Regions from separate parts of the Homo sapiens genome. Here region 2 is linked to region 1. A link is a loop called in an ENCODE intact Hi-C map of the cell type or tissue named here. Cell type or tissue: mammary epithelial cell. All regions are shown on one strand. Each heading gives the region's core, and the rest is flanking DNA. Links, peaks and the distances in the headings are about the cores only. Region 1 holds the start of LOC105373622 (a long non-coding RNA gene). Region 2 overlaps GPR39 (G protein-coupled receptor 39).

What was found. Peaks named below come from ENCODE experiments on the same cell type or tissue, not always from the same donor. Only the 100,000 strongest peaks of a DNase experiment are listed, where the experiment ranks them.
Region 2: it touches region 1 in a loop (16-fold over the local background); 11 of 110 quality-filtered maps call a loop at or near these places.

Annotation. Positions count from the first base shown.
Region 1 is chr2:132,266,764-132,271,763 of GRCh38, reverse strand. LOC105373622 (a long non-coding RNA gene) reads right to left here and starts at 3,143. Exons shown (of 3, transcript XR_923341.3): 1 at 3,022-3,143. RefSeq lists enhancers at 609-1,550, 3,073-3,584, 3,585-4,097. In mammary epithelial cell, for the core only: a CTCF peak has its summit at 3,075 (motif pointing left); DNase peaks (open chromatin) are centred at 3,153 and 3,843; H3K4me3 peaks cover 345 bases; H3K27ac peaks cover 549 bases.
Region 2 is chr2:132,442,540-132,459,331 of GRCh38, reverse strand. All of the region lies in intron 1 of GPR39 (G protein-coupled receptor 39), which reads right to left. Among named protein-coding and RNA genes, the nearest start is that of MIR9986, 17 kb to the right of the region's middle. In mammary epithelial cell, for the core only: a CTCF peak has its summit at 10,331 (motif pointing right); no DNase peak of the experiment used is centred there.

The DNA.
Region 1 (5,000 bases), core at 1-5,000:
TATCTGTTTCTCTCTGTCTCTCTCTGTTCGTCTCTGTCTTTCTCTCTGTGTCTCTTTCTCTGTCTGTCTGTCTCTTTCTTTCTCTCTGTCTCTGTCTCTCTGTCTCTCTGTCTCTCTCTCTCTCTGCCTCTCTCACTGTGTCTGTCTTCTGCCTTACTCACTTTCTCTGCCCGTCTGTCTCTCTCTCTCCCTCGCTGTCTGTTTCTCTGTGTCTCTCTCTGTCTCTGTTTTTCTCTGTCTGTCTCTTTCTCTGTCTGTCTGCTTCTCTCTTTATTTCTCTGTGTCTCTGTCTGTCTCTCTCTCTCTGTCTCTTGCTCTCTGTGCCTATCTTCTGTCTTACTTTCTCTGCCTGTCTCTGTCTCTCCCTCCCTTTCTGTTTCTCTCTCTCTCTCTCTCACTTTCTCTCTGTCTGTTTCTCTCTGTCTCTCTCTCTTTCTGTTTCTCAGTGTCTCTCTCTGTCCATCCCTGTCTTTCTCTGTCTCTTTCTGTCTCTGTCTCTCTGTCTCTCTGCCTGTCTCTCTCACTATGTCTGTCTTCTGTCTTACTCTCCTCTGCCTGTCCATCTGTCTGTCTCTCTCTCTCCCTCCCTTTCTGTTTCTCTCTGTTTCTCTGTTTCCTGTTTCTCTCTGTTTCTCTGTTTCCTGTTTCTCTCTCTCTCTGTCTGTCTCTCTCTGTCTCTTTGTCTGTCTGTCTCTCTCTCTCTCTCTGCCTGTCTCACTGTGTCTGACTTCTGTCTTTCTCTCTCTCTCTGCCTGTCTCACTGTGTCTGTCTTCTGTCTTACTCTCTTTCTCTGCCCATCTGTCTGTCTCTCTCTGTCTGTTTCTCTCTGTCTCTCTCTGTCCATCTCTGTTTTTCTCTGTCTGTGTCTTTCTCTGTCTGCCTCTCTCTTTCTTTTTCTGTGTCTCTCTGTCTGTCTCTCTCTCTCTCTCTGTGCCTATCTTCTGTCTTACTCTCTTTCTCTGCCTGTCTGTCTGTCTCTCTTTCTCTGTCTGTCTCCCTCCCTCCCTCTCTGTTTCTCTCTGTCTGTCTCTCTCTCTTTCTGTTTCTGTCTGTCTCTCTTTGTCCATCTCTGTCTTTCTCTCTCTGTCTCTTTCTCTGTCCCTCCCTTTCTTTCTCTGTCTGTCTCTCTGTCTCTGTCTCTCTCACTGTGTCTGTCTTCTGTCTTACTCTCTTTCTCTGCCTATCTGTCAGTCTCTCTCTCTCTGTCTGTCTGTCCCCCTCCCTTTCTGTTTCTCTCTCTGTCTCTCTTTCTCTTTGTCTCTCTCTGTCCGTCTCTTTCTCTCTCTTTGTCTTTCTCTCTGTCTCTGTCTCTCTCTCTCTGCCTGTCTCTCTCACTGTGTCTCTCTTCTGTGTTACTCTCTTTCTTTGTTTATCTGTCTCTCTCTCCCTCCCTGCCTTTCTGTTTCTCTCTCTCTGTCTCTCTCAATTTCTGTCTGTTTCTCTCTGTCTCTCTCTATCTCTGTTTCTCTCTGTCTCTCTCTGTCTGTCTCTGTCTTCCTCTGTCTGTCTGTCTCTCTCTTTCTTTTTCTGTGGCACGATCTCGGCTCACTGCAACCTCCACCTCCCAGATTCATGCCATTCTCCTGCCTCAGCCTCCCGAGTAGCTGGGACTACAGGCACCCGCCACCACACCTGGCTATATTTTTTGTATTTTTAGTATAGACGGGGTTTCACCGTGTTAGCCAGGATGGTCTTGATCTCCTGACCTCGTGATCCACCCACCTCGGCCTCCCAAAGTGCTGGGATGACAAGCATGAGCCATCGTGCCCGGCTTGTCTCTTTCTTTTTCTCTATCTGTCTGTCTCTCTCTCTGTGCCTGTCTCTCTGTCTGTGCCTATCTTCTGTCTTACTCTCTTTCTCTGCCTGTCTGTCTGTCTCCCATTCTCTGTCTGTCTCCCTCTCTCTGTCTGTCTCCCTCCCTCCCTGTCTGTCTGCTTCTCTCTGTCTCTGTCTCTCTCTCTTTCTGTTTCTGTCTGTCTCTCTCTCTCCATCTCTGCTTTCTCTCTCTGTCTCTTTCTCTGTCTGTCTCTCCCTCTGTCTCTCTCTGCCTGTCTCTCTCACTGTATCTGTCTTCTGTCTTACTCTCTTTCTCTGCCTATCTGTCTGTCAGTCTCTCTGTCTCTGTCTCTCTCCCTCCCTTTCTGTTTCTCTCTCTCTCTCTTTCTGTTTCTGTCTCTCTCTGTCCGTCTCTTTCTCTCTCTTTCTTTGTCTTTGTCTCTGTCTCTCTCTCTCTCTGCCTGTCTCTCTCACTGTGTCTTCTGTCTTACTCTTTTTCTCTGCCTTTCTGTCTCTCTCCCTCCATGTCTCTCTCTCTCTCACTCACTCTCCATCTCTCTCTCTTTCTGTCTGTTTCTCTCTATCTCTCTCTGTCCGTCTCTGTCTTTCTATGTCTGTCTCTTTCTGTGTCAGTCTGTCAGACACCTCATGACGGGGAGGGCTCTGCCCCTTCCACGAAAGTGAGAAGTGCATGCTTAGGTGCTTAGAGAGGCTGAGAAGAATCTAGACAGACGGGCCTTGCTGGGCTTCCCCACTCGGTGTATGATTTCGGGAGGTCGAGGCCGGGTCCCCACTTGGATGCAAGGGGCATTTTCAGACTTTTCTGTCTGTCACGTGTGGCGTCTGTACTTCTCATATTTCCCTGATAAGTTCCTCAACTTAAAAGTAAACGGTTAAGGCCGGGCGTGGTGGCTCACATCTGTCATCCCAGCACTTTGGGACGCCGAGGCGGGTGGATCACCTGAGGTTGGGAGTTCGAGACCAACCTTGCCAACACAGCGAAACCCCGTCTCTACTAAAAATACAAAACTGAGTCAGGAGCGGTGGGGCAGGTGCCTGTAATGCCAGCTACTTGGGAGGCTGAGGCTGGAGAATCGCTTGAACCTGGGAGGCGGAGGCTGCAGTGAGCTGAGATCGCACCACTGCACTACAGCCCAGGCTGTAGAGTGAGTGAGACTCTGTCTATAAATAAATACATACATACATACATACATACATACATACATACATACATACATACATACATTCTTTTCCGTGCTGACTGACATTTGCAGGCATCGGTTGTCTTCGGGCATCACCTAGCGGCCACTGTTATTGAAAGTCGAGGTGACACAGAGGGAGGTCTCCCAGACTTCACCGAACCTGGGGCAACCGGTTTCTCTCTCTCCCTTCTGGAGGCCCCTCCCTCTCTCCCTCGTTGCCTAGGGAACCTCTGCCCTGGCTGGGGCCCTATTGTTCTTTGATCAGAGCTTTAGTTTTCTTTGTGTGTTGGTTTCTTTCGTGTGCATAGACTCTTCTACTTGGGATTTAGGAGGGGTCAGTTTAATTTTCAAGTCGCCCCTCGGCTCCCCCCACTACCCACGTCCCTTTACCTTCATTTAGTGAGTCAGTTAGGTGGGTTCCCCCCAAACCCCCACCCCCCGCCTCCCAACACCCTGCTTGGAAACCTTCCGGAGCCACCCCGGTGTGCCTCCGTCTTCTCTCCCCTTCCCCCACCCCTTGCCGGCGATCTCATTCTTGCCAGGCTGACATTTGCATCGGTGGGCGTCAGGCCTCACTCAGTGGTCACCGTTTTTGAAGATGGGGGTGGCACGGTCCCACTTCCCCAGAGGCAGCTTGGGCCGATGGCATAGCCCTTGACCCGCGTGGGCAAGCGGGCGGGTCTGCAGTTGTGGGTTTCTTCCCCCGCTTCCCTCCTCAGGCCTCCCTCCCTAGGAAAGCTTCACTCTGGCTGGGTCTCAATCACCTTTTATCATGATGTTTTAGTTTCTCCTCCCTCCGGCCAACATAGTTTCACAATGGGAAGGGCGTCACAGCTCTAATCTGGGCCTTCTTAGCATTTGCCCAAAATAGAAACGGTTTCTGAAAACTAATACTTTGCTCACTTAAGATTTCCAGGGACGGTGCATTGGCCCGTGTTCGTTGGCTTGTTTTGTTTTGTTCGTGTTTTTCCTTTTTCGTATGTATTTCTTTTCAGGTGAAGTAGAAATCCGCAATTTTCAGGAAGACGTATATTTTCCCCAAGACACATTAGCTGCTGTTTTCTCCTGTTAACTAGAGCTTTTGTGAATCTCTCAACGTGTAGTGAGAGCCCGTTGATGTTTACTAGACTTCAGAACATCTTATGTTCTAGAAACCCGTAAGCGAATGCTGCTGCTGCTCTTGTTGCTGTTGTTGTTGTTTTCAAAGCACACCTCGGCCACCGTTTACGGGATCAAAAGCGTTATAAAATATGTGTAATTATTTCCTGAGCACGCCCTTCCTGCTCCTCTCTCTGTCTCTCTGTCTGTCTCTGTCTCTCTCTTTCTCTGTTTTCTCTCTCACTCTCTCTGTCTCTCTCTCTCTGCCTATTTCTCTCTCTCTCTGCCTGTCTTTCTCACTGTGTGTGTCTTCTGTCTTACTCCCTTTCTCTGCCTGCCTGTCTCTCTCTCTATGCCTGTCTGTCTCTCTCTCTCTCTCCCTGTTTGTCTGTCTGTTTCTGTCTGTCTCTGTCTCTGTCTCTCTCTCTGTTTCTCGCTGTCCCTCTCTCTGTTTCTCTCTGTCCATCTCTCTCTGTCTCTTTCTTTCTCTCTGTCTCTCTCTCTCTGTGTCTCTCTCTCTCTCTGCCTGTCTCACTGTGTCTGTCTTCTGTCTTTCTCTGCCTGCCTGTCTCTCTCTTTCTCTCTCTGTCTCTCTCTCTTTGTTTCTCTCTGTCCGTCTCTGTCTTTCTCTGTCTCTTTGTCTGTCTGTCTGTATCTCTCTTTCTTTCTCTGTCTCGCTGTCTCTGTCTATCTCTCTCTCTGTCTCTCTCACAGTGTCTGTCTTCTGTCTTATTCTCTTTCTCTGCCTGTCTGTCTGTCTGTCGGCCTCTCTCTCTCTCTCTCCCTGTCTGTCTGTCTGTCTCTCCCTGTTTTTTTCTCTCTCTCTTTGCCTGTGTGTTTCTCTGTCTCTGTCTCTCTGTCTCTCTCTCTCTCTGCCTGTCTCTCTCTCTCTTTGTCTGTCTTCTGTCTTACTGTCTTTCTCT
Region 2 (16,792 bases), core at 7,923-12,922, 180 kb before region 1:
TAATGAAGAAAGAGATTTCTCAAAAAGGGCTGAGGTTTTCCCACCTGGATATGGTAGCACATGACTAACATTCAATCTTCCCTTTTTAACAATAACTCTAAACAAGAGACACAAACACAAATTCTACCTGTGATGAACCTAGGAGACATGGAACTGTAAAACATGAAGTAAATAGAGAGGACACCAAAAATAGCAGAGCCCAGAAACAGAGAGAGGATATTCTTTGGTTGCTGTTTTAGGAAGGAGTGAAAAAGGTACACTGTAAAGTGAGGAGCAACCCAGAGGTGTAGAATCAGAATCCCTTACTTTCAACAATGGAAATGGGCTCTAAAATGCAGTCAACAATGTCTCTTTGGAACCAGCTGTATTCTGAGAAACAGGTGAAAATGGGTTGAATAAGGAGACACACAGATATGTCATATATGCAGAAAAAAAGTCTTCCCACATGAGTTGGGGAGGAGAGAGATTTGGCATTGTGAACAGCTCTATAATTGCTCATCTTTATTGACTGGACAGAGGTGAAGGCTAAAAGGATTCATACAAAACACTGCAGTGAAGAAAAATTTTTCCTTGAATGCAATGTGGTTCTCTTCTCTTCCCTACACAAATTTCCTACAAATGGCCTGGGGGGAAAATTCAAAGAATTCAAAACTTTGTCATCAAGAAGGAAAAACTACAGGCTCTATAAAGCAATATTATAGGAAAAATAAGCAAAGAAATATGAAAAGTAATGGCAAACAAAAAAACATTCAGCAGAGAACTATTGCCATGGAGCAGATACAAAAAATGTGACTAAATACTTTGTCATGATTTTTGAAAAACTTAATGAAGCACTTACACACACACACACACACACACACACACACACACACAAACACACCGAGAGAGAGAGAGAGAGAGGTAAAGTAGATATATATGAGCTCATGGAAAATGTGATAAGATAGAAGAATTTGAAATATGAGCTAAGAAAAATCTGGAAATAAGTGAATTTTTTTTAAAAAATAAAAACATTATAGAAATAAAGGCAAAATTGAAGCAACACAAGTAAAACAAGACTGGTAAGAATACAGAAGATGGCCAAATAGGAACAGCTCCAGTCTGCAGCTCCCAGCATGACTGATGCAGAAGACAGGTGATTTCTGCACTTCCAACTGAGGTACCTGGTTCATCTCATTGGGACTGGTTGGACAGTGGGTGCAGCCCACAGAGGGTGAGCTGAAGCAGGGCAGGGCATCGTCTCACCCAGGATGTGCAAGGGGTCAGGAGATTTCCCTTTCCTAGCCAAGGGAAGCCGTGACAGACTACCTGGAAAAACAGGACACTTCCACCCAAATACTGTGCTTTTCCCAAGGTCTTAGCAACTGGCAGACAAGGAGATTCTTTCCCATGCCTGGCTCAGCAGGTCCCACACCCACGGAGCCTTGCTCACTGCTAGCGCAGCAGTCCAAGATCGAACTGTGAGGTGGCAGCCTGGCTAGGGGAGGGGTGTCCACCACTGCTGGGGCTTGAGTAACTAAACAAAGTGGCTGGGAAGCTCAAACTGGGCGGAGCCCACCACAGCTCAACAAGGCCTACTGCCTCTAGACTCCACCTCTGTGGGCAAAACATAGCTGAAGAAAAGGCAGCAGACAACTTCTGCAGACTTAAACGTCCCTGTCTGACAGCTCTGAAGAGAGCAGTGGTTCTCCCAGCACGACGTTTGAGCTCTGAGAACAGACAGACTGCCTCCTCAAGTGGGTCCCTGAACCCCGTGTAGCCTAACTGGGAGACACCTCCCAGTAGGGGCTGACTGACACCACATATGGACAGCAATGGAACAAAGCTGGACAGAGAATGACTTTGATGAGTTAACAGAAGTAGGCTTCAGAAGGTCGGTAATAACAAACTTCTCCAAGCTAAAGGAGGACATTCGAACCCATCGCAAGGAAGCTAAAAACCTTAAAAAAAGATTAGACGATGGTTAACTCGAATAAACAGTGTAGAGAAGACCTTAAATGAACTGATGGAGCTGAAAATCATAGCACGAGAACTTCATGATGCACGCATAAGCTTCAATAGCTGATTCCATCAAGTGGAAGTAAGGGTTTCAGTGATTGAAGATCAAATTAATGAAATAAAGTGAGAAGACAAGGTTAGAGAAAAAAGAGTAAGAAGAAATGAACAAAACCTCCAAGAAATATGGGACTATGTGAAAAGATCAAATCTACATTTGATTTGTGTCCCTTAAAGTGATGGGAAGAATGGAACCAAGTTGGAAAACACTCTTCAGGATATTATCCAGGAGAACTTCTCCAACCTAGCAAGGCAGGCCAGCATTCCAATTCAGGAAATATAAAGAATACAACAAAGATACTCCTCGAGGAGAGCCACCCCAAGACACATAATTGTCAGATTCACTAAGGTTGAAATGAAAGAAAAAGTGTTAAGGGCAGCCAGAGAGAAACGTCAAGTTATCCACAAAGGGAAGCCCATCAGACTAACAGCGGATCTCTCGGCAGAAACCCTACAAGCCAGAAGAGAGTAGGAGCCAATATTCAACATGCTTAAAGAAAAGAATTTTCAACCCAGAATTTCATATCCAGCCAAACTAAGCTTCATAAGTGAAGGAGAAATAAAATCCTTTACAGACAAGCAAATGCTGAGAGATGTTGTCACCACAAGGCCTGACTTACAAGAGCTCCTGAAGGAAGCACTAAACATGGAAAGAAACAACTGGTACCAGCCACTGCAAAAACATGCCAAATTGAAAAGACCATCGATGCTATGAAGAAACTGCATCAATGAACGGGCAAAATAAACAGCAAACATCATAATGACATGATCAGATTCACACATAACAGTATTACCCTTAAATGTAAATGGGCCAAATGCCCCAATTAAAAGACACACACTGGTAAATTGGATAAAGAGTCAAGACCCATCAGTGTGCTGTATTCAGGAGACCCATCTCATGTGCAAAGATGCACATAGTCTCAAAATAAAGGGATGGAGGAAGATCTACCAAGCAAATGGAAAAAAAAAAAAAAAGCAGGGGTTGCAATCCTAATCTCTGATAAAACAGACTTTAAACCAACAAAGATCAAAAGAGACAAAGAAGGCCATTACATAATGGTAAAGGGATCAATTCAACAAGAAGAGATAACTATCCTAAATATATATCCACCCAATACAGGAGCACCCAGATCCATAAAGCAAGGCCTTAGAGACCTACAAAGAGACTTAGACTCCCATACAATAATTGGAGACTTTAACACCCCACTGTCAATATTAGACAGATCAATGAGACAGAAGGTTAACAAGGATATCCAGGACTTGAACTCAGATCTGCAACAAGCAGACCTCATAGACATCTACAGAATTCTCCACCCCAAATAAACAGAATATACATTCTTCTCAGCACCACATCACACTTATCCTAAAACTGACAACATAATTGTAAGTAAAGCACTCCTCAGCAAATGTAAAACAAGAGAAATCACAACAAACTGTCTCAGACCCCAGTGCAATCAAATTAGAACCCAGGATTAAGAAACTCACTCAAAACCGCACAACTACATGGAAACTGAACAACCTGCTCCTGAATGACTACTGGGTACATAACAAAATGAACGCAGAAATAAAGATGCTCTTCGAAACCAATGAGAACAAAGACACAACATACCAGAATCTCTGGGACACATTTAAAGCAGTGTGTAGAGGGAAATTTATAGCACTAAATGCCCACAAGAGAAAGCAGGAAAGATCGAAAATTGACACCCTAACATCACAATTAAAAGAACTAGAGAAGCAAGAGCAAACACATTCAAAAGTTAGCAGAAGGCAAGAAATAACTAAGATCAGAGCAGAACTGAAAGAGATAGAGAAACAAAAAACCCTTCAAAATTCAATGACTCCAGGAGCTGGTGTTTTGAAAAGATCAACAAAATTGATAGACCACTAGCAAGACTAATAAAGAAGAAAAGAGAGAAGAATCAAATAGACACAATAAAAAATCATAAAGGGGCTATCACCACCAATCCCACAGAAATACAAACTACCATCAGAGAATACTATAAACACCTCTATGCAAATAAACTAGAAAATCTAGAAGAAATGGATAAATTCCTGGACACATACACCCTCCCAAGACTAAACCAGGAAGAAGTCGAATCTCTGAAAAGACCAATTACAGGTTCTGAAATTGAGGCAATAATTAATAGCCTACCAACACAAAAAAGTCCAGGACCAGACAGGTTCACAGCCGAATTCTACCAGAGGTACAAGGAGGAACTGGTACCATTCCTTCTGAAACTATTCCAATCAATAGAAAAAGAGAGAATCCTCCCTAATTCATTTTATGAGGCCAACATCATCCTGATACCAAAGGCTGGCAGAGACACAACAAAAAAAGAGAATTTTAGACCAATATCCCTGATGAACATCAACGCAAAAATCCTCAATATAATACTGGCAAACCAAATCCAGCAGCACATCAAAAATCTTATCTACCATGATCAAGTCGGCTTCATCCCTGGGATGCAAGGCTGGTTCGACACATGCAAATCAATAAACATAATCCATACATAAACAGAACCAATGACAAAAACCACATGATTATCTCAATAGATGCAGAAAAGGCCTTTGACAAAATTCAACAACCCATCATGCTAAAAACTCTCAATAAACTAGGTATTGATGGAACGTATCTCAAAATAATAAGAGCTATTTATGACAAACCCACAACCAATATCATACTGAATGGGTAAAAACTGGAAGTATTCCCTTTGAAAACTGGCACAAGACAAGGATGCCCTCTCTCACCACTCCTATTCAACATAGTGTTGGACGTTCTGGCCAGGGCAATCAGGCAAGAGAAAGAAATAAAGGGTATTCAATTAGGAAATGAGGAAGTCAAATTGTTCCTGTTTGCAGATTACCTGATTGTATATTTAGAAAACCCCATCATCTCAGCCCAAAATCTCCTTAATCTGATAAGCAACTTAAGCAAAGTCTCAGGATACAAAATCAATGTGCAAAAATCACAAGCATTCCTATACACCATTAACAGACAAACAGAGAGCCAAATAATGAGTGAACTCCCATTCACAATTGCTACAAAGAGAATAAAATACCTAGGAATTCAATTTACAAGGGATGTGAAGGACCTCTTCAAGGAGAACTACAAAGCACAGCTCAACAAAATAAAAGAGGACACAAACAAATGGAAGAACATTCCATGATCATGGATAGGAAGAATCAATATCATGAAAATGGCCATACTGCCCAAAGTAATTTATAGATTCAATGCCATCTGCATCAAGCTACCTATTACTTTCTTCACAGAATTGGAAAAAACTACTTTAAAGTTCATATGGAACCAAAAAAGAGCCCACATTGCCAGGACAATCCTAAGCCAAAGGAACAAAGCTGGAGGCATCACACTACCTGACTTTAAACTATACTACGAGGCTACAGTAACCAAAACAGCATGGTGCTGATACCAAAACAGACATATAGACCAATGAAACAGAAGAGAGGCCTCAGAAATAACACCAAATATCTACAACCATCTGATCTTTGACCAACCTGACAAAAACAAGAAATGGGGAAAGGGCATCCCTATTTAATAAATGGTGCTGGGAAAACTGACTAGCCATATGCAGAAAGCTGAAACTGGATCCCTTCATTACACCTTATACAAAAATTAATTCAAGATGGATTAAAGACTTAAATGTTAGACCTAAAACCTAAAAGCACTAGAAGAAAACCTAGGGAATATCATTCAGGACATAGGCATGGGCAAGGACCTCATGACTAAAACACCAAAAGCAATGGCAACAAAAGCCAAAATAGATAAATGGGATCTAATTAAACTAAAGAGCTTCTGCACAGCAAAAGAAACTACTGTCAGAGTGAACAGGCAACCTACAGAATGGGAAAAAATTTTTGCAATCTACTCATCTGACAAAAGGCTAATATCCAAACACTACAAAAAACTCAAACAAATTTACAAGTAAAAAACAAACAACCCCAACAAAATTAGGCAAAGGATATGAACAGACACTTCTCAAAAGAAGACATCTATGCCACCAACAGACACATGAAAAAATGCTCATCATCACTGGTCATCAGAGAAATGCAAATCAAAACCACAATGAGATACCATCTCACATCAGTTAGAATGTCAATCATTAAAAAGTCAGGAAACAACAGATGCTGGAGAGGATGTAGAGAAATAGGAACACTTTTACACTGTTGGTGGGAGTGTAAATTACTTCAACCATTGTAGAAGACAGTGTGGTGATTCCTCAAGGATGTAGAACTAGAATTACCATTTGACCCAGCAATCCCATTACTGGGTATAAGCCCAAAGGATTATAAAGCATGCTACCATAAAGACACATGCACATGTATGTTTATTGCAGCACTATTTACAATAGCAAAGACTTAGAACCAACACAAATATCCATCAATGAATAGAACTGGATTAAGAAAATGTGGCATATATACAGCGTGGAATACTATGCAGCCATAAAAAAAGAATGAGTTCATGTCCTTTTCAGGGACATGAATGAAGCTGGAAACCGTCATTCTCCGCTAACTATCACAAGGACAGAAAAACAAACACCGCATGTTCTCACTCATAGGTGGGAATTGAACAAAGAGATCACTTGGACACAGGACAGGGAACATCAAACACTGGGGCCTATTGGGGGGTGGGGGACTGGGGGAGGGATAGCATTAGGAGAAACACCTAATGTAAATGATGAGTTGATTGGTGCAGCAAACCAACATGGCACATGTATACCTATGTATCAAACCTGCATGCTGTGCACATGTACCCTAGAACTTAAAGTATAATTTAAAAAAATACAGAAAGAAACAGAAAGGAAAGAACAGTGATTGAAAAAAGTAAGAACAGAATGAAATGGAAATAAGAAATTTAAAGGGATTAGAAAGAAAATGATAGGTAAGGAAGATTAGCAAAAGACATAAAAGAATATTTAAAGGTGTAACTCAATACATTTTCCAGAAATAAAAGAAGACTTGAATACATTGTACTTGACTACATCTTGAAAGTCACAGAGTATCCTGGAAAAAAGTGACAACCATAATCTAGTACATTTATGAGACTCCAAAGATAAAGAAAGAATATTTGGGCAGGCAGTCACTCCTTCCTTATGATGGGGAAAAATGAGATTGGCCTCAGACTTTACCATTGTATCATTTACCATTAGAAGATAGTGGAGTGATACCTTTGGTACTAGTCCTCCAAAAAACAGTGTGACTCAAAAATTTTATACCCAGCAAAAACTATCATTCATTATAAAAGAAATGAACCATATTTGAACTTACAACAATTCAAGACATTTTGTTATGTCTTGAAGAAACTATTAGGGGAAGAAGTTTTCAGCCACCCAAGAGTTGAATGGAAAACAACAGCAAAGGCCTAGTGAAGAAGACTGAATCTATTTAAATGTAGGACTAAGACTAAAGCAAGTTGGGATTTATGATTAAAAACAGGTAAATATTATAAACCCTGAAAATGTAGATCTAATATAACTAACAGAAGGGGAAGGAAGAAGCTACTGTATTATCTTCTATAGCTAAGAAGTCAAAAGATATCATTAGAAACTGGTAAATAAATTTATTTAACAGCCCAAAGGTAAATCCTAAGAATATAGTAAAACAAGTGAAATAGAGTAGAGGATGAGAGGCAAGGGAAGGAAAGAAAGAAAAGACTAAAAGAACATTAATCTGCCAGGTTTCCTCCCTATGTAGCCTGTTGTCAAGCCCATGTCATATAATAACCTCTCACCTTGCTGCTTGGTGTCCCAAACACCAAAGACATTTACCTATCCACTCATCCATTCATTCAATGAATATTTATTGAGTGCCTAATATGCACTGGGTATGGCTCAAGGCACTGAGAATAGAGCAATGAGCAACATGGGCAAGACTCTGCCTTCAAAGAGCTTACATTTAATTGGAAAGACACGTTATAAACAAATAACTGTACAACATAATGCCAAGTAGAGGTGAGTACTATGATGAACAATAAAGCAGAGTGGAAATAGAGAGTAATGGGAGAGTGGCGGTGAGAAGGTATCAGAGGACAGAATGAAAGAATGGGTGACCCTTGTGACTATCAAAGGGCAAAGCATTTCACGCGCGTGCACACACACACACACACACACACACACAGCCTCAAAGATAGCAATGGCTCTCAGCTAGCCTCCAGAGCTTCCCACAGCCCCATGCTAAAAAATAGCATCCCCTCTACCTCTTCCCAGAGCATTTCTGTTCAAGCACCTGGGGCAGGTTGATCCCACCAGCCCTTTTCCTCTGGCATCCACCTTTGAGCACTGGACATAGCTGGAATTTGGGCTGAAAATCAGCAAAAGTCAAGCACATAAGGCAAACAGAATTAGGTTGCTAAGGAAAACTCAGGCACCTTTCACCAAATTGGTTCCAGACCATAATTGGTTCTAAATAAAGGAAAAACAAAACCCTGCTGTCTGCTGGAGCTATTTGAAGACTGAGAATTGGAGACACCGATTCAAAGGAAATGGTGAGCTGTTGCTGAACTTCTGTTAGCTCAGTTGGCTGGCAGAGTAGAGGGAAGAAGTTCAAACCCCACTCAGAAAGCTTTCTTGTCTCTTCTCTGAGGGCACTCACTTCAGCACCATTCCCTTGGCACCTACTAGCAACCAGCAGCCTGGCTGAGGTGTCAGAGGGTATAGGTGAAGGAAGCAGGAAAGAAAGGAATAAACAGCTATAGAGAGGCTGCCCTGTGCCTGGCACTGTTTCTGGTACCTTACATGTGCTTTCCTGATGAACTTTTACGAATCCCAGGTGTAGGTAACAACCATATGCAGATAAGAAATGAAAAGTCAGAAGGTAAATATGTTAAAAAATGTACAGGCCTCTCAGCCAAGTGCCTATAATCAAATGTCCATTACAAAGTAGGTGCCAGTGGAAAGCCCACTTACCTTTGCATTCTATGAAGCACAGCCAGGAGAGGAGCTGAGCAGAAAGCTCAATGTTGGTGGCCATCTGCTTTGCATCAATTCTATGCTGATCAGCAGTGGTGGCCCTAGCAGGTACAGTTACAACCTAGGGACCTATGAGCTCCATGCAGACATCAGTCAGGTAGTTTTGATTCCAGCACTTTCATGCAAATCTCAGCCCTAGAAGCTGCCACGTCAGGTCTTCCTTGACCTGCCAGAGCCTGGGTGATAAGCAAAGTATATTGGAACAGACAAAGGGCAAGGGAAACCCTGATGGTTCCACATGGTACAGACACTGGCAGCAAGCTGACATTCCACCATCAATCTTTCTGCCTGGCCTGCCTTTTTGCATTTCCAAGCTGTCTGACTCAGCCCAGCCACTTGTGCCCAAAAGATTTTGAAGGGCCTGTAGGAGATTGTACCAGGGGATGCTAGAAGGTGTAGGAGATGTAAAATTTTAAAAAGCAAGGAAGGGGGAGAGAAGTGAGACCCCTTTGGGCCTATAAGAGAAGAGAGAAAATAATTCCAAGATTCCTTTATATTCTGAGCAGAAGGCAGACACAAAATGATAATAAATGCCAATCATCTAGGCCTGCTGAAAAGCTCTTAAAAAAAAGGATCAGTGCTTCATTAAAATCACACTTGCTCTCAGTTCAACTGAGGAACAAAGATGATGAGAAGCAAAGTGGAATGTTTTTGAAAAGTGAAACAATAAAAAAGGGCTGATGAGAAGCCCTCAAACCCAAGACAACCAAATGAAAATTCAAACAGCTTCCATTAATAAAGTAAGCACTAGGCCAGGCACGGTGGCTCATGTCTGTAATCCCAGCACTTTGGGAGGCTGAGGCAGGCGGATCACGAGGTCAGGAGTTCAAGACTAGCCTGACCACAACACGGTGAAACCCTGTCTCTACTAAAAATACAAAAATTAGCCAGGCATGGTGGCGCATGCCTGTACTCCCAGCTATTCAGGAGGCTGAGGCTGGAGAATCCCTTGAACCTTGAGGCGGAGGTTGCAGTGAGCCAAGATCGCGCCATTGTACTCCAGCCTGCGTGACAGAGCGAGACTCTGTCTCAAAACAAAACAAAACAAACAAACAAACAAAAAAACACGAAGGAAAGGAAAAAGAAAAGAAAGCACCAGAGTCAAATTCTCTGTTGGGGAGGAAGGCGATTTGCAGAAACCTTGCCGTGTGGCAATGGCAGCTCTGGCTTCAGTTTCTGCCCACCTGCTATCACCCAGAACTCAATAGCTTATTTTGACTATTCTCCAATGCTCAGCTCAAGAGGGTTTAATACCATGCAAGGTGGTATTTGAAAAACTGCAGTTTGCAAACAGCCTGCAGGGGGTTGCGGAGAGCTGGCTGTAAGAGACAAAATTATTTATTGCTGAAATCTGCATCACACCATTGTCCTCCCATTTTACTCAGAAAGGTACCAAAAAGATGTCTGGGGCTGCAGTGTCTGGACAGAAGGGGAGAAAAACCAATTTCAGATTCCTTGGGTGAGATTTTGCCGCATGATTAAAGAAAGGCATGATTCTTACAGTATACTTAGAAGTGAGTTGGTGGCAGTCAGCATGAAATGGAAGAGACATTGCAGTTTTCTGACCCAATAAAATATGAAATAAAGTATCATGATGTTATTGGACATTTTCATCTGGTGGGTCTCTGCATTAGTAAACATCTCATAGAAGGATAAATGTCAAGAGAAAGATGTGACACAGAAACAAGGGAACATGGAAACTCACTGCATCATTGCAGGCAGCACTCGGCATCAGCTGTTAAGAAAGCCGTTAAGGAAGCCAGCCGCTGACGTGTGTTTGACAAATCCCAGGGGTCAGCACCCAGTAACCTGACGACTGACCTCTTCTTATCCATGAAACACATTTCCATGGACAGGAGACCTCTTTGCCTCTGCATGTGCCTAAGTGAAAATTCAAACTCCCAAACAAAACGTTAGAGAAAGCCTTTTGTGTTTTGTTTTCTAGCCATCAATTACTTCCTGCTTGGCTAGCAAGTGAGAACCAAAACTATCCACACCCCACACAGCTTACTGTCTACATACATGACTTTACTATTTCATTGTCATCACTAGCACCATCTTAGTATGCCAGGAGAGTCTTGTCCAGGCAGATAATTTGACTGTTCATTATAGGAACTTCTCAAAGGACCCAAAGAACTCTCATAAAAAGAATTCATCAAGAGCAGTTTATTCCCTAAAATTCTTTAAGTCTTCTGCCTCAAAAATCCTTACCTTGCTATTTCCACCAATTCTAAACTTTTCTATCATGATCCTTACCCATTCTAATCAAGTCCTCCCCATTGAAAGATCTAGGTCTGCCTTAAATCAAACTTCCACTTCTCAACAAATTCCAACCATGCTTTGCCCTGTTCCAAGACACCACCAAAGCTGTCAAGGTGGTTTTCTTCCTTACTGCAGCAAACAATAAATTCAGTTTTCTCTCCTCAACTGGTTGTGTGCTGGTGATATTTGGAGAGTCAGAATTTGACAAAAGGAATCCAAAGGTCAATAGCTTTATCAAAAAGCCAAGCCATACACTTTAACTCTGATATTCTAAAGTTTTTAAAAATGAATTATTCTCTAATTGCTTCAGTTGCTAAACTTAATGGATTCTTTTCTAATTGCTCCAATTTTGCTAAAAAACAAATATTTTTGGAACACCTGTAATGTTCTTAGTTAAGGCTCCAAAAGAAGTCTCCTGTCCTTAAGCAGTTTTCAGTCTGAGCAGGCACCCAATACACATGTTCAGTTAATTGTTATAATAGTTATAATACAAATTTGAGAGATTTGTGGACCTGGACCACGGTGAGCCTAGCAGCTGAAGATATCTCTAAGCAAGAGGGTGAGAAGCAAGCTTCAGCAAAAATGTCAGTTAAGAATGAAGGAAAATACATGAAGCATTCAGAAAATTGTAACGAAATGTCAGCAACAAAGCGCCCCTGATAATATTAGCCAGCTCCTCTTTACATTCCACTTAGATTTGGTTTCTATTCCTGAGAAAGCTCTTAACTCCTTGGGATTGTACAAACTTATCTAATAGCTCCTAGGCTCTGGAGACAGACTTTGTCTTTAAATTAACTATATATGAACAGAATCTACTGGGCCCAGGACTTAGGAGGTGTTAGTAAATATTTAATGAATGACAGAAGGGATAGGACAGGGATGAAGACCGAGGTACAGAGACCAGGCTGGCGGTTACTGCAACAGGCCCGCTACTCAGATTCTGCTAATGAGCAATTTACAACCAAAGGTGCAAAATTCAGCAGCTCTCTTGACCAGGTGGGGCATTGCTTTGCCCGTTTCATGCATTCACCTTGTCTGCCCAACACTATTACATGCCCCTTGGGACCTGGCTGGGTCATCTGGATCTTTACATATGGGGCATATATTCAGGCCCTAACCATGTTGCTTCACTTTTCTGTGCCATTGCACACTTGTCTCTGCATACTAGAAAAAGATCTGCCTGTCCACCTCACCTTCATCCCTGTCCCCACAATCTACCCTATCTCCACCCTACCCTCATTGCAGCCCCATCCCTGCTCTCTACTCCACTCCATTCCATTTCTGCTCCCATCTCATCTCCATTACTGCCCCTGCTCCACCTCTATCTCTCCCATACTCCTTTGCTGCCCCTATCCCACCTTCATTTCCACTTCCTCATTCCTACTGCCCTGTAAACTTAGCCTTGCCAGCATCTCCAGGAAGCTTTCCAAGACACAGGCAGAGGCACAAAATTCTTTCTCTAAGAGGAATTCTAGCGTCACCAAGCTGTCAATTCCACAATGCTAGGAGTTTTACCCTCTTTGTTCTCTCCTACATGTCCAGCACCTAGCACAATGCCTGGTGCACAACAGAAACTCAATAAACGCTTACTGAATAAATGAATGCTTCCAAGGCACTTGGCCCTAACACTGTTTTAAGACTTTTTGCTCTGAATTGCAACATCTGGTTTATGTGCGTGTCTGTCTTTCTCATTACACCAGAAGAAAATGGAAGGTGGAGACCATTTCTTCATGGCTTTGTGTCTCTGAGGCCCAGCACATGCCTGGCACATAGTGGGTGCTCACTATTAATGGGTGAATAAAAGGGTGAGTGCAGTACGCTATTGCCATGCTGGGCACTCAGTATAGAGTCTCAATAAAAATGTAGATTGCCCTGGTCTAGAGATCTCTATGCCAATTAAGAGAATTTTTTAAATGTAATTTGAAAATCTGCTTTAATCTACTAACTAGTTCTTTCTCTGTTATTTCAAGACTTGCCCACATGCTTCTCTGAGGAGTCACATCTCTGCACTTCACCCCCTTCCTCAAAACACACCCCCGCTTCTGGCTTGCCATTTCTCCTGCGAGGTCTCCTGTGCTGATCTCTGTGACTGACGAAATGCCCATGATAGTGGGCTATGCCAGACAAGCCCCTGTCTCCTCCTGAGCCCGCTGGTGACCACTGACCTTCGCCTCTTATTCATACAGGGGCCTGCCCTTGACTGGTACTTGGTGCAAATACCAGCAGTGTCTACTGTTTACCCTAATGTGTTTCTAGAAGGCAGATCATCATTTCCTCATAGGGTCAGCATTGTATTGGAGAGCTACATTTCAAGGTTGTTCTCTGGGAACAAATTAGTGAAAAATAAATCACAGGTATGGCAAACAATTTGTCATAGAAGCGAAGACACAACAATAAATCCCTGTATACATTTTTAAAGCCTTATAAAGCAATGAAAGAAAAGACCTAGAAAACAGGCATAAATGTCCTATATACATCAATTACATGGGGGTGCCATATATCAAGGTTAAGTCTATTACATTTTAAAATTTGGCCTAAAATAAATATGTAACTCTAGTATGTGTGTTAATTAAACTTTTGATTAACAAATTATCTTGCTTGCATCATGGAAATAAGTCAGTAGGGGTTTTAAAGAGTGATAAGACTAATAAAAACTCAAAGGATCTAGGGATATGAATCAGTTTCTTCTTTTGTTCTCAAATTTCCATGTTACAAAAAAAGGCATGTAAAATCATGTCATCATATTATATAGACTCTAAAATGGGAATTATAAGGACTATGGGAACATAGAAAAATATACAATGTAACATTTAAAACAAAAAATCAGAATAACATATGGATGCTGATTGGAACAATGCAGTAGTTTACATGTACGAGTAAGTTAACATGTAACAATAAAAACAGGTGTGTTAGGATGATGAGTCATGAATGATTTTTAAATGATTATTCTATAATTTTTTAAAAACTATCACATTGACACCCAATTTAAATAAAGGGAATGGATGGGCGGTAGGGGAGCTGAAGCCATTTGATAAACCTAAGATCTGTACACAGATCTTATCTGTGTTCTTATCTTATCTGGCTCTTAGGAAACTGGTACCTTTTGGGATATGTCGCCCACTCAAAAATTTCTTTTCTTTAATAAGGACTGACTCAATATTTGTCCACTGCATCCTCTCTGATGTTTTCAGCTTTTTCAAACCTTGAAGGGCCACTGCTACTCTGAACTAAAAGTACAGCAAACCCAAAGGAAATGGAAGATAGCCATTCTCTCCTTCACAGCATTTGTGGCTGATAGATCTGGACACTTCATCAATGGTGATCTTTGAAACAATTACCTGGCCATTAGCATCAAGTTTTTAAATGAAGCGGCCAAACACTGCCAGACTCCAGCAGATGCATGAGTTCAGAAGCCTAATTAAATCACAGTGTTAGAATAAAATCTCATAGCCGGTGTGGTAGCTCACGCCTGTAATCTTAACACTGTGGGAGGCTGAGGCAGGAAGACTGCTTGAGGTCAGGAGTTCAAAATCAGCCTACACAACATAGTGAGAACCCCATCTCTACAAAAAATAAAAGTCAACTGGGTATGGGCGTGTGCCTGCATTCCCAGCTACTTGGGAGACTGAGGTGGGAAGACGGCTTGAGCCCAAGAGTTGAGGCGACTATGAGCTATGATTGTACCACTGCACAGCCTAAGGTGACAAGAGTGAGACCCTGTCTTTAAAAAAAAAAATTCCCATAATGCCATAGACTAGTAATTTATAGAATTCAACTATATGCTAGTGAGACTAGGTAACAGTTCAATAGTTCGGGTAATTCTGACTTGTAGTCAGTATGAGAATACAAATGGAAGGCCACATAAATATTTTAAAGTTACAAACCAAGCTGATGAATTGTTCAATAAAGTGTTCTATCCTCCTTCCCTGACAAATACACCTTCATAATGACCATTTTTTTGAGAGAGGGTCTCACTCTATTGCCTAGGCTGGAGTGCAGTGGGGCAATCATGGCTCACTGCAACCTCCACCTCCCAGGCTCAAGCGATCCTCCCACCTCAGCCTCCCAAGTAGCTAGGACTACAGGTGCATGCCACCACCAAACCTAGATAGGTTTTGTATTTTTGTGATAGAGACAGGGTTTCCCTATGTTGCCCAGGTTGGTCTCGAACACCTGGGCTCAAGAGATTCACCCTCCTTGGCCTCTCAAAGTGCTGGGATTACAGGCTTGAGCCACTGTGCCTGGCTGACAAAATTTTAAAAATATGTTTAAAGTTAGGGTTTTATATGACTGAAAGTCACAAAATACCAAAGATCAGCAAATTGACTAATCATTGTACATGTCTGGGTGTTCTGTTAATTCAGATATTCCTCAACTTACTGTGGGCCTACATCCCGATAAATTCATCATACATTGAAAATAACATAAGTTGAAAACACATTTAATACACCTAACCCACATCATAGCTCAGCCTAGCTTACCTTAAATGTGCTCAGAACGCTTATATTAGCCTACGGTTGGGCAAAATCATCTAACACAAAGCCTATTTTCTAGGAAAGTGTTGAATATCTCATGTAATTTATTGAATACTGAACTGAAAGTGAAAAAAAGAATGGTTGTATGGGTACTCACAGAGTGCTTTCTCCCGAATGTGTATCGCTTTTATGTCATCCTAACATCAAAATATCATAAGTCACTCCATCGTAAGTCAGGTACCATCTGTACTTTAGTAATATTGGATGAGTTACGCAATAAAAGCATAAATAATTCATAAGTTATTATATATTTGTTTCACAAAACTAACTTTCCTTGCTTTCATTTCAGCAAAATTGCTAATGTTATTCAAATCAATAGTTTTAATATAATGTTTATTCTAAAATAAAATGTGATTGTATTCAATGTATAAAATTTGAACATTTGTAATAAAAAATTCAAATTACATTAAATTTTAAAATGTAAATGAAAATTAAAACATAAAATATTAACTATACTGAATATATTCCAACTATTTATATCAGAGATATTTAAAGCTAATTTTTATTCATTTTAATGTAAATTAAATCTTATTAACCATTTAAAAAATAAGAGTATTCCTAATTATAGCAGTCCATGCCTCTCCAGTTGCCAATGCAAAGAATCAATATTGCCTAAATATGCAGAGTGAAGAGCGATATAAATTTTTTAATGTTGAAAAAATGTTCCTCAGTCACCATGTGCAAGTGTTGGGAATCTGTGAATATCTCCGAAACCACAAATTGTAAGAAAAAAAAGCAGCAAGGAAATGGGCACTCAGTACTGCTGTGAAACCACAGTTCATTATACATGAATCTATTGCATCGCTGATATGTGAGAGGAAGCCTCCGACAAGGTAATTCATTTGTTTTCTCTTCTTACCTAAGCAGTTTTGCTGCTTAAATCTTCTCTGAAGTCCAAAGCTGTGTCTGACTCTGCCTTTCACAGGGGCATGAGCCAAAAGCCTTCCTGGCAATCAGACA